2 separate regions of the Homo sapiens genome follow, and region 1 is linked to region 2. A link is a contact called in ENCODE Hi-C data. All regions are on one chromosome and are shown on one strand. Each heading gives the region's core, a stretch centred on a gene start or an enhancer-like site at or near the end of the contact. The rest is flanking DNA. Distances are from core to core; before and after follow the strand shown.

The links. A loop is a pair of places that touch in the nucleus more often than their neighbours do. Pooled maps may share reads with other maps.
Region 1: a loop to region 2 is called in a pooled map, with 5 times the contacts of the local background. The contact joins two enhancer-like sites. A Hi-C loop is called at or near these places in 2 of 50 pooled maps.

The regions. Positions count from the first base shown.
Region 1 is chr12:113,958,775-113,964,342 of GRCh38, reverse strand. It overlaps RBM19 (RNA binding motif protein 19), which reads left to right. Exons shown (of 24, transcript NM_016196.4): 2 at 1,929-2,111; 3 at 4,165-4,284; 4 at 4,440-4,478; 5 at 4,939-5,131. Among named protein-coding and RNA genes, the nearest start is that of RBM19, 4.8 kb to the left of the region's middle. RefSeq lists enhancers at 1,567-1,616, 1,757-1,806. Within about 2 kb of position 1,747, at least 2 of the 41 ENCODE cell types and tissues checked have a DNase peak (open chromatin) inside an H3K27ac peak, as active enhancers do.
Region 2 is chr12:113,389,688-113,395,568 of GRCh38, reverse strand. SDS (serine dehydratase) reads left to right here. Exons shown (of 8, transcript NM_006843.3): 7 at 1,553-1,677; 8 at 2,420-3,124. The coding sequence ends at 2,628. It overlaps PLBD2 (phospholipase B domain containing 2), which reads right to left. Exons shown (of 12, transcript NM_173542.4): 12 at 3,940-5,881. Among named protein-coding and RNA genes, the nearest start is that of SDS, 11 kb to the left of the region's middle. RefSeq lists an enhancer at 2,156-2,355. Within about 2 kb of position 2,439, at least 2 of the 41 ENCODE cell types and tissues checked have a DNase peak (open chromatin) inside an H3K27ac peak, as active enhancers do.

The sequences.
Region 1 (5,568 bases), core at 498-2,997, 570 kb before region 2:
TAACATTTAATCCTCACCATATCCCTGTGAGGTAAGTTTTATTTTTACGCCCATTTTAAAGGTAAAGAAACCAAGATACAGCGAGGTACAGGGATTTGCCTGAGGTCACACACTGGTGTAATTTATAGAGCAGGGATTGAATTGAGCAATCTTTAGTTTAGGGATTGAATTGAGGAAATAATTAGTAGTGAGTACTTGTGATATTGCTGACACTGTAGATAGAGGTGGATAAGCCTGTGTCCTTATTTTTAATGGGACTTGCAGGCTAGCAGAAAAGAGAGGCACCAGATCATTACGATGCAAGGTGCATCACTGACATGTGAACCGAGTGCTGTGGGAGCACAGTGAGGGTTGGTTATCTCGTCCATCTAAGGCATCTAAGAAAGGCCTCCTGGAATAGGAGATGATTGAACTGAGAATGAGGAGTTAGCCAGGGCCTGTCTTGGGAAATATCACCCAGAGGGGACAACCAAAGTAAAACCTCGGAAGTGAGAAGGCTGTGAGAAATTTGTCAAAGCGTGGTGCTGAAGAGGTTGGTCAGGGCAGATCTTGAAGAATTGCATGTTTTCCTTTAGGTGCTCGTCCTTGAGACTTTGGTGCCAGAAAGTCACCGAAAGGTTTTTGGCAAAGGAATGATGGATTCAGACTTGAGCCAGGTCTCTCCCAGGCACTGAGGAATTGAATTCACTGTCTTATATTTCTGAATTGAGTCACAAACCTTGATTCTGTAGGCCTTGGGCAGATCATTTATCCCTTATGAGTTTCATTTTCTCTATAAAATGTGGACAAAAATTCCTAACTCACAGTGTGATTGAGATTTTGATTAGATCAGTTAGTAAGAAGCTACCTCAGAAAATGTCATCTTCTGGCTGGACTGCCAAGGCCTCTAGCTTCTTGCATTTTCAAACTTATTTTGGCTGTTCGTGGGGCCCTGAATGTCCCCTCAACTCCACTACCACACACACAAATATCCCAGTATCTGCTTAGAAAACTGAGTTGTGAGGGTAGCCTGGCTGCAGTGAAGATGGTGAGAAGCCAGGAGCCTGTTTTCCATAGTGTGGGGCTTCTTGACCAAATTATAATAATAGTGTGTTAGTTTTTTAGTGCAGCTATAGCAAATTAGCACAAACTTAGTGGCTTAAACAATCCAGACAATCCTTATCTTACAGTTTTGCAGGTCAGAAATCCTAAAATCAAGGCTTTGGCAGGGCTGCAGTCCTTCTGGAAGCTCTGTGGGAATATCTGTCCCTTTGCCTTTTTTCAGCTTCTAGAAGCACCTGCCTTCCTTGGTTCATAGCTATATACTCCATATTTGGAGCCAATAGCATAGCATCTTCCAATCTTTCTGTTTCCATCTTCTCTGATCTTCCCGCCTCCCTCTCATAAGGACCCTTGAGGTGACATTGGACCTGGCTGCATAATCCAGATCATCTCCCCATCTCCATATCAGTCACACCTGACAAGTCCCTTTTGCCTTGTAAGGTAACATATCCACAGTTTCCAGGGATTAGGATGTGGGCATCTTTTGGGGGGGCTTTATTAACAAAGATATATATAGCTTACCATGCCTGTTCATTCTTTCATTTATTCCTACAAGTATTTATTAGGTATCTACTATGTAGCAGACGTAATACTGCTTCTGTAATTGGTCTTATCCTCATAGGAGCCCCATAGGGTAGGAAGATGTCATTTGCAGCCATTATGAGTCATGATTTCCACATCAGTGAGTGGTTAAGGGACTTTCTCAAGGCCACACAACTCGTGCTAGAGTCAGAGCTGGAACCTGTTGTAACTAGAAAAGTACACTCTGCCCCTCTTCATCTAAGGCCACCCTTGGAGAATCTCGTGGCCTCAGGTTTCCAGCCCATTTTGTCCCCTTGCTCTGGGGACTTTCCAGTTCGTCTCTCATTCCTTTCCCTCTGTCCTAGATGAAGGAGGAGCGTTTCAGGCAGCTGTTTGCCGCCTTCGGCACGCTGACAGACTGCAGCCTGAAGTTCACCAAAGATGGCAAGTTCCGCAAGTTTGGTTTTATTGGCTTCAAGTCCGAGGAAGAGGCCCAGAAGGCACAGAAGCATTTCAACAAGAGCTTCATCGACACATCCCGGATCACAGTGAGTGGGCAGGAGTCTCACCCTTACCTTCCTGTCAAGTGTGACGTTGTTTGATCTTTCACTCAGCACTTGAGTTCAAAGACCGTCCCTCTTCACTTTGTGATGTCTTTGGTTTTCTTCCTCACCGATTCACACACTTTCATGTGCATACAAATCACCTGAGAGCTTATTATAACAGCTTCCTGGGCCCGTCCCCAGAGCATCTGATTCAGTGCATGGAGTCAGGACCCAAGAATTCACACATCCAACAAGCCCTCAGGTGACGACCATGCTGCTGGTCTGAGGCCCACACCTTGAGAACCACAGCTCTACCTCATCCATTCACTCATGCATTTAGCAAGCACTCAATGATGCTGGGAGTTTAGAGAAAAAGGTGATGCCTCAGCCCCTGTCCTCATGGAGCCTGCTGTCTCTGGGCAGGCAGGGGGCTGACAGGTCAGCAGGCTGCTTTGGCTCAGTGACATCAGTGCTATGATAGGGTGAGCCCCAGGGACTGTGGGAGAACAAAGATCTATAGCCGGACCAGGGAGGAGTCAGGAAAGCTTCCTGGAGGAGTGGGCTCCACTCAGGTCACTCGTGTATTTAGTGACTTCGTAAAAACATCTCTAATGCTTTGTTGAGAAGGAAAAAACAGATGATGGATAAATATATATATGTCTCGTGATCCTATATAGACACAATCGTATTCCTCTATCCATACATATATGATAAATGCATAGAAGGCCATAGGATAGGATTTGTACCAAAATACTAATCATTCCTCTCCATGAGTGATAGGAATTGGAGTACATCTTTTTTAACTTCCATTGTACTTTTGTATATTATTTGAATTTTGTACCGTGAGCATGTCATTATTATAGAGATAACAAGCCTATTTTGGAAGTGTGCACAAAAGGGATTGTAACTGGCCAGGTGTGGTGGCTCCTGCCTATAATACAAGCACTTTGGGAGGCTGAGGTGGGAGGATCACTTGAAGCCAGGAGTTCAAGACCAGCCTGTGCAACATAGCAAGACTGCGTCTTTACAAAAATAAAAAAAAAAATTAGCCGGGCATGGTGACATGTGCCTGGAGTCCTAGGTATTCAGAAGGCTGAGACAAGAGGATCACTTGAGCCCAAGAGTTTGAGGCTGCAGTGAGCTATGATCATGCCACTGCAGTCCAGCCTGGGCAACGGAGTGAGACCCTGTGTCTTAAAAAGGATTGCAACCAGATGGCAGCTCCTTCCCCCAGGGGCAGTGGTTGGTTGACCAGCGTCAGCCTTAACTGTGGCTGGGAGTGGCTTGCGGTGGTGGATGCCCCAGTAACCAGCGCTCTCAAAGTCCTCTCAGAGGAGTGTATTGGAGGTTTTAGGGCCTGAATAGTGCGTCAGCTCAGGCTGGGTCTCCAGTACTCTTCCGTCCCTCCAGTGGTCACCCCAGTGCCCCTATCACCCTAGAATTGTTCTCTGGAGCCAGATGAGCTTACTTTATGATAATTAACCCAGGGCAGTGTGGGGTAACTGTGGTAGCCACTGCCCCACATTACCCTGCCCAGAGCCTGGTTGAGTGCTTGGCCCAGGTCATCTCATGCCATCCTCACAGCCGCCCGGTAGAGTGGATGGTTAAGAACTCAGGTTCCAGAGCCCAGAGACCCCCTGAGTTCCAGTCTTCACTCTGTCACTTATTACCTGGGTAAGCCAGGGAAATTGACTTCTTGATGCTCCAATTTCTTGATCTGAATTGTAGAAAGTCATAGCTGTCACTGACATGAGAGGCTCGGTGTATCAGTACTTGCAGAGCACTTCAGACAGTACCTGGCATGTGGAGTTCCTCAGTAAGTGGCAGCTATTACCATTACAGTATTACAGACTCATAATGATAGACTGTTAGAGTATTGTATTCTAGACTTGAAGGGAAAGAAAGCCCAGGCTAAGGGGTGACGTGTAATCTACTTCAGCAAACTCAGCTAGGCAGTGACAGTTGTCTGAAATGCCCGAGCTCCCAGGTGCCGAAGGGCAGCACCCAACGCCTGGGTGCCATGGCAGGTGTGAAAATCACTCTCTTTCCCACACAGGTGGAGTTCTGCAAGTCATTCGGGGACCCGGCCAAACCCAGAGCCTGGAGCAAACATGCCCAGAAACCAAGCCAGCCCAAGCAGCCTCCAAAAGACTCTACTACTCCAGAAATTAAGAAAGTATGTAAAGGGTCACTCTAGCCTCTGTCCCCACTGCCAGCAGGGTAGTCACTCACTTTTGGTTCCCAAAGATGGGCCCTCCCAGGTCAGTGCAGTTCTGTTTCCCAGCTCTCTTCATCTGTGTGACCCTCACTCTCTGTGCCTTCTGTTTTCAGGATGAGAAGAAGAAAAAGGTGGCAGGTCAACTGGAGAAGGTGAGTCTGTCCTGTTGCCCAAGGAGGAGAGAGGGTGGGCAGCAGGTGGAAGAGGGTGGAGACTGGAGAGGGTAGAGGCTGGGAGAGGGTGGAGGCTAGGAGACCGTAGAGGCTGGAGAGGGTGGAGGCTAGGAAAGGGAAGAGGCTGGAGAGGGTGGACACTGGGAGAGGGAAGAGGCTGGAGAGGATGGAGGCTGGCCCTGGCAAGCAGAGCTGTGCCTCTGGTCTCCCCTGGCCTTGTCTTCTTGTCCTCTTAGTTTTGTCTAGTGAGGAGTCAACTCTGCCTTCCTCAGAACTGACCCAGCTGAACCTCGGGGTCCTCCAGAGAATGGGGGAAATTAGCTTGAGGGATCTTCTCACCCTCTTAAGAGTTAGAAAGATCAAGCCCCACCTGAGCCTTCTCTGCCTCTTCCTCTCTCTTTTTCCCGTGTCCCTGCCGCCCGGGTTCTGGTGCCACCAGCTGAAGGAGGATACAGAGTTCCAGGAGTTTCTGTCAGTTCATCAGAGGCGGGCGCAGGCAGCCACTTGGGCGAATGATGGCCTGGATGCTGAGCCCTCGAAAGGGAAGAGCAAGCCGGCCAGTGACTACCTGAACTTCGACTCCGATTCTGGGCAGGAGAGTGAGGAGGAGGGAGCCGGGGAGGACCTGGAAGGTGAGGGCATGGGGACTGTGTGCTCCATGCGCACGGACCTGTGCTTGCCATTGGGCTAACCGGCACTGGGGGCCCCTCTGTGCAGACTCTAGGAGTCAGGTGAGCCCTTGAGCTCTCCATTGGGGGTGATGATCCCTCTGCAGGTGCATCTGTCTTCACTGATCCTAGTTGTGTATTCAGTCAGTCAGTCAACAAATATTTCTTGAGCACCTATTATCTGCCAGGCATACTTCAGGCATTGGGACCATGTTGATAAGCAAAAGACAGAAGGGTTTATTCCCCTATGGAGCTGTGATTATGGTTGTGGAGAGAAACAATAAGCAAATAAGTCCACTGTTGGGTATATCATAGGATGATGAATGCTACAGAGAGAAAGCAGGAAAGGCGACAGGAGAATTATGAGGGAAGGCCTCCCTGAGGAGGTGAGGGAGTGAGCC
Region 2 (5,881 bases), core at 1,190-3,689:
CACTTCCACTTACCTTTCGTTGGCCTGAACTTAGTCACATGGCCACATCCAGCTGCAAGGGAGGCTGGGAAATGTCTTTACACCAGGTGCCCATAAGTGCAGCTAGAAAAGACACCGGGGCAGACAATAGTCTCCCCTACAGATAGGGAAGACTGAGCCCAGCCAGGTAAGAACTTCTTCCAGATTCCTGAGCCTGGCATCTGGAGCTGCTGTGTCCCACACTGTAGGGACTGAAGACGTCATGGCTGAGCGCCTACTGTAAACCACGTGCTGCTGAGGGCTGAGGTGGCTCAGGCCCTCAAGATGCTCCTGGGGAAGGGAGAGGGGGCAGCTGAGCTGGGAATAGAGCTAGTGGTCACCCCAGGAAGCTGGGGACAGCGTCAACACATTGGTTACCAGTGCAGGTCTTGAAGTTATACAGATCCTGCTTGCAGCCCCAGCTCCAGCACTCCCTAGGTGTGTGACCTTGGGCAAGTGACTGTACACTCTCTGCCTCAGTTTCCCCTTTCCAAAATCAAACCAATTAACAACAGCAGAATTCTTGTGTGAATTCAATAATGCTTGTGAAGTGCTTGGCACCTAACACTTTCTCAAGAAGTACTCAGGGCGCTTGTTACTAGCAGGGAGGACTATTTGAGAATTCCACATAGGGCCGTGGGACTCAGTACTCTCCCAGGAGGACTCCTTGGAGGAGGTGGCCTTAATCCTGAGCCTTGAAGGACACAGCAGGATGTGGGCAGGCAGAGTGGTGCTAAGCTTCATGAGGGTTAACCAGGTAGCGGTTGTAACCCGGAGCAAAAGCAGGGAGTCCTAGCAGGGAACAACAAGGGTCCTCTTAGGCATTTGCTCCTGACTTAGTGTTGATCAGAATATGACGCTGTGCCGAGGCAGGAGGATCACTTGAGCCCAGGAGTTCAAGACCAGCCTGGGGTCGGGCATGGTGGCTCATGCCTGTAATCCCAGCACTTTGGAAGGCCGAGGGGGGTGGATCACCTAAGGTCAGGAATTCGAGGCCAGCCTGGTCAACATAGTGAAACCCCATCTCTACTAAAAATACAAAAATTAGCCGGGTGTGGTGGTGGGCACCTGTAGTCCCAGCTACTCGGTAGGCTGAGGCTGGAGAATTGCTTGAACCCGGGAGGCAGAGATTGCAGTGAGCTGAGATCGCACCACTGCACTCCAGCCTGGGCAACAGAGCAAGACTCCGTCTAAAAAAAAAAAAAAACAAAAAAACAACAAAAAAACAAACAAAACAAAAACCCGCCTGGGCAACATAGTGACACTCAGTCTCAAAAAAATTAAAAAAATGATACTAAAGAATATACTATATGATGTCAATTCAAACACTCTGCACCTTATTAGAAGACCCCACTTGGTTTGGGGATCCCTGAGGCTTTTCAGGGTTTTACAGCTGCAGAGGTGATACCTGTCCCCCTGCCCCCAGATGCATTGCCTTCTCTGTCTCACATCCATCTCCTTCTCTCCCTCCCTGCCCCCATCTCTCTCCTGTTTCCCCCACTCCCATCCTCTTCTGGGTTCCCACTTCTCTCAGTGTTGCCAAGGCCCTGGGCGTGAAGACTGTGGGGGCTCAGGCCCTGAAGCTGTTTCAGGAACACCCCATTTTCTCTGAAGTTATCTCGGACCAGGAGGCTGTGGCCGCCATTGAGAAGTTCGTGGGTATGTGCCAGGTCCTCCCATGACCTGACCTGCTGACTCAGGCGCTAAGTGGCTGTCCACTTGGTATGCCACTGGGGATCCCACTCACCCCAAGTTTCCTTCACAGTTCTGTCTTCCACCTCTGCCTAGAATTTTCCATTAATAGAAGATAATACAATGCCGTGTAGAAATAGAAAAGCAAAAGCCACACATAATGGAAAAGTAAATAGAAAAGTAAGCCTGATAACCATAGCAGCAGAAAACAATAAGTGAATATTTAAAATGTTGCTTCTGAGTTTCCTGGCAGCCAGGGTAAAAAAAGGAAAACATGGGGCTCAGAGTTTGATTCATTCAGAGGTGAGTCTGTAACTAGGCTGGACTCTTTCTGGGTTCCGTCTAGGGCAGGGATGGCAAAAAAGAGAGAAAAAAATAGTACCATTTATGCTTCTGTACCTGCTGCACACTTGGCTAATCAACCATGGAACTCTTGCTCAGATGATGCCTCAGAATCCTTCTCAACACAGTGCTCACGCAACCACACTCATTCTATCAGTGTTAGCACTCATGATGAAACCCAGGCCCTGGCTCAGGCTTGGAAGGGCCAATTCAGGCCGATGACGGGACGTTTGGTTCAGGACCTGCGGCTGCAGCCAGGGCTGAGAGCTGATTGGCTCAGTATTCCCAGGTCCTGCCAATGGCCTGTCAGCTCCTGTGCACCCTGGGAAACTCAGGCCACGCCCCTGTCACGCCCCTTCTCTGGCAGATGATGAGAAGATCCTGGTGGAGCCCGCCTGCGGGGCAGCCCTGGCCGCTGTCTATAGCCACGTGATCCAGAAGCTCCAACTGGAGGGGAATCTCCGAACCCCGCTGCCATCCCTCGTGGTCATCGTCTGCGGGGGCAGCAACATCAGCCTGGCCCAGCTGCGGGCGCTCAAGGAACAGCTGGGCATGACAAATAGGTTGCCCAAGTGAGGACGGACCCCTTACCGATCTGTGCTCTCCTAGCCCAAGAGACCCCTGGAGGGGCTGGAGTTTTATCCAGCGCCTCGTCGTATGTTTGGCTGAGCACCTGTGGCCTGGGTGCAGGTTAACTTCTTGTTATCAGGAGCCCACTATGCAGAGGCCAAAGGTCGGCAGCCAGCGAGGCTATGAATTGGACCTTTTTGGTATCTGTGTGACTGCTCTGTGCCCATCCTTAGCCAACTTGCTGGCGTGACAAGTGCCCACAAGTAACACACCAGGTACCCAGAGCAGGGTGGACAGGAGAGACCTGAATCACAGCAGTGAGGAATTCCTCAAAGCTGTGACCTCGCCCCTGAACTTGTTCCCAGTGAAGGTCAACAGGGCCACCAACCAGGGTTGAGGAACCATCTCAGCCATCCTCCCAGGAAGCCCACCCCTGACCCTTACTAATTTTTCTAATGTGCAAACTTTTTCATTGAAAAATAAAATATATTTATGAAACAAAGATCCTGTGCATTTTCCCATCATCAGCTGTCTCCTTTCCTGCTTTCCTTCCACCCCAAGTCTGCTCTCAGCCCCAGCTCTCAACTGGGGCCCCAGAGTGAGGCCAGGAGCCTGACTCCAGCTAGTCTTGCATGCCAGGACAGGGGCATCCCTGTACCACAGGAAGCAGGTGGCTAAACAAGAGGGACTTGGGGTGGGACAAAGGCTGCCTCCGCTGAAGGCAGAAGCAGCTGGGGAGGCCAACTTCATTCTGATATGAAGTCCTTCCTACTAAGTCAGAATTATTTCATCACAGACCCAATGGAAGCAAAGAAGTGAGGCCCCCTCCCCTGGGCGTGTGTGAGCTGACACTGGACACCCATCTCTGGGAGAGGGAAAGGGTGGGTGGACTTGAAGTCAATGTCATGCAAACCCTCCTCAAACATGGAGCCCTCTCTTCCAACAAAAGCATATGCTGAAGCCCGTATCATAGATCAAAGAGGAATTACTGGGGCTGGCTCCAGAGCATGGAGGGAACCCCACCCTCAGGGTACTTTCTGGATGACCCCAAGTTCAAACTGAAGTTTAAGAGTCACTCAGGGCTGGGCGCAGTGGCTCACGCCTGTGGGAGGATCGCTTGAGCCCAGGAGTTCAAGACCAGGCTGGTTGGCACAGTGAGACTCTGTCTCTACAAAAAGGAAAAATAACTTGAACCCAGGAGGCAGAGGTTGCAGTGAGCCGGGATTGTGCCATTACACTCCAGTCTGGCGACAGAGTGAGACTCCGTCTCAAAAAATAAATAAATAAATAAAAAGGAAAATAAGATAAAACCACAAGTCAATTCCCAACCCCAGACCCCAACCTTGCTTTATTTTCTCCACGGGTTTACCAGCACTGACACACTGCATATTTCATTTATTTTGTTTACTATCTAGTCAATGTAAACTTCACAAGAGCAGGAATGCTTCTGTCCCTTTTGTTATAAAGTATCCCCGGGACCTCATAACAGTGCCTGGCATGTACTAGGGGTTCAATAAGTGTTTGCTAATAAAGAGATGCTGAGTGCATGAGGCCCCAAGTGGGCTGCATCACATCCCCCAGGGAAACGCTGCTCACACCATTACCCCATTTCACAGATGAGGTAATCGAGGCTCAGAGAGGAGTCCATAGCTAGCTAATAAGAGGTGGAGACAGAATTGAAACCCAGGTCTCTGACTCCAGGGCTGTGTGCTTTCCTCTCTCCAAGCACACAGCACTGGGAGAGTCTTGTCTCCAAGGCAGGCTGCATGAGATCAGACAGGGAGAGAGCCTTTTTTTTTGTATCTGTCTGTATACCACAATATGGCTTAGGAAGGTCTTGGTGGTTAACAAGGCTCCCAAATAGGACCCAGAACACAGGTGCTCAATAAACATCTGGATGGATAGATGGATGGATGGATATGAATGAATGGATGGCTGATGGATAGAAAATAGATAAATATGGATGCATGGGTGGATATTAATGAATCTGCACAGACCCGTGTGTGGATGGATGGGTGATAAATGAATAGGTAGGTGGATGGACGGGTGGGTGGGTGGATGGATGAATGGATGGATGAGTGGGTGGATGGATGGGTAGATGGGTGATAAATGGATAGGTGGACGGATGAGTGAATGGGTAGATGGGTAGATGGATGGAAATGAACAGATGGAAATGGTTGGATGGGTGGATAAATGGTTGGAAGGATGGATGGATGGGTGAGTGGGTAGATGGATGATAAATGGATAGGTAGGTGGATGGATGAGTGAATTAGTAGATGGGTAAATGGGTGGAAAATGAACAGATGGAAATAGTTGGATGGGTGGATAAATGGTTGGAAGGTTGGATGGATGGGTGAGTGGGTAGATGGATGATAAATGGATAGGAAGGTGGATGGATGAGTGAATGGGTGGATGGGTAGATGGATGGAAAAACAGATGGAAATGTTTGGATGGGTGGATAAATGGTTGGAAGGATGGATGGATGGATGGGTAAATGGGTGATAAATGGATAGGTAGGTGGATGGAGGAGTGAATGGGTGGACGGGTAGATGGATGGAAAATGAACAGATGAAAATGGTTGGATTGATGGTTGGATGGGTGATTGGATGGATGGATGGGTGGATGGGTGACAAATAGGTAGGTGGATGGGTGGATAGGTGAGTGGGTAGATGATTGGGTGGGTGGATGGATGGATGCGTTGGCAGATGGGTGGATGGATGAATGGATAGGTAGTTGGATGGGTGGGTGGATGAATGGGTGGGTAGATAAATGGGTGGGTGGATGGGTGATAGATAGATAAGAACTTCGTAAGCCATGCTGTGGTATACAGACCAATACAAAAAAGGATCCCTCCCTGTCTGATCTCATAGGTGGATGGATGAGTCAATGGCTGGATGAGTAAATGGGTGGGTGGGTAAGTGGATGGAAAATGGACAAATGAGGCCAGGTGCGGGGGCTCACATCTGTAATCCAAGCACTTTGGGAGGCCAAGACGGGCGGATCACTTGAGGCCAGGAGTTCGAGACCAGCCTGGCCAACATGGTGAAACCCTGTCTCTACTAAAAATACAAAATTAGCCAGGCATGGTGGCTCATGCCTGTAACCCCAGCTACTTGGGAAGCTAAGGCAGGAGAATCGCTTGAACCCAGGAAGCAGAGGTTGCAGTGAGCAGAGATTATGCCATTGCACTCCAGCCTGGGCAATAGAGTGAAACTCCCACTCAGAAAAAACAAAAACAAAAAAAAAAGAAGAAGAAAGA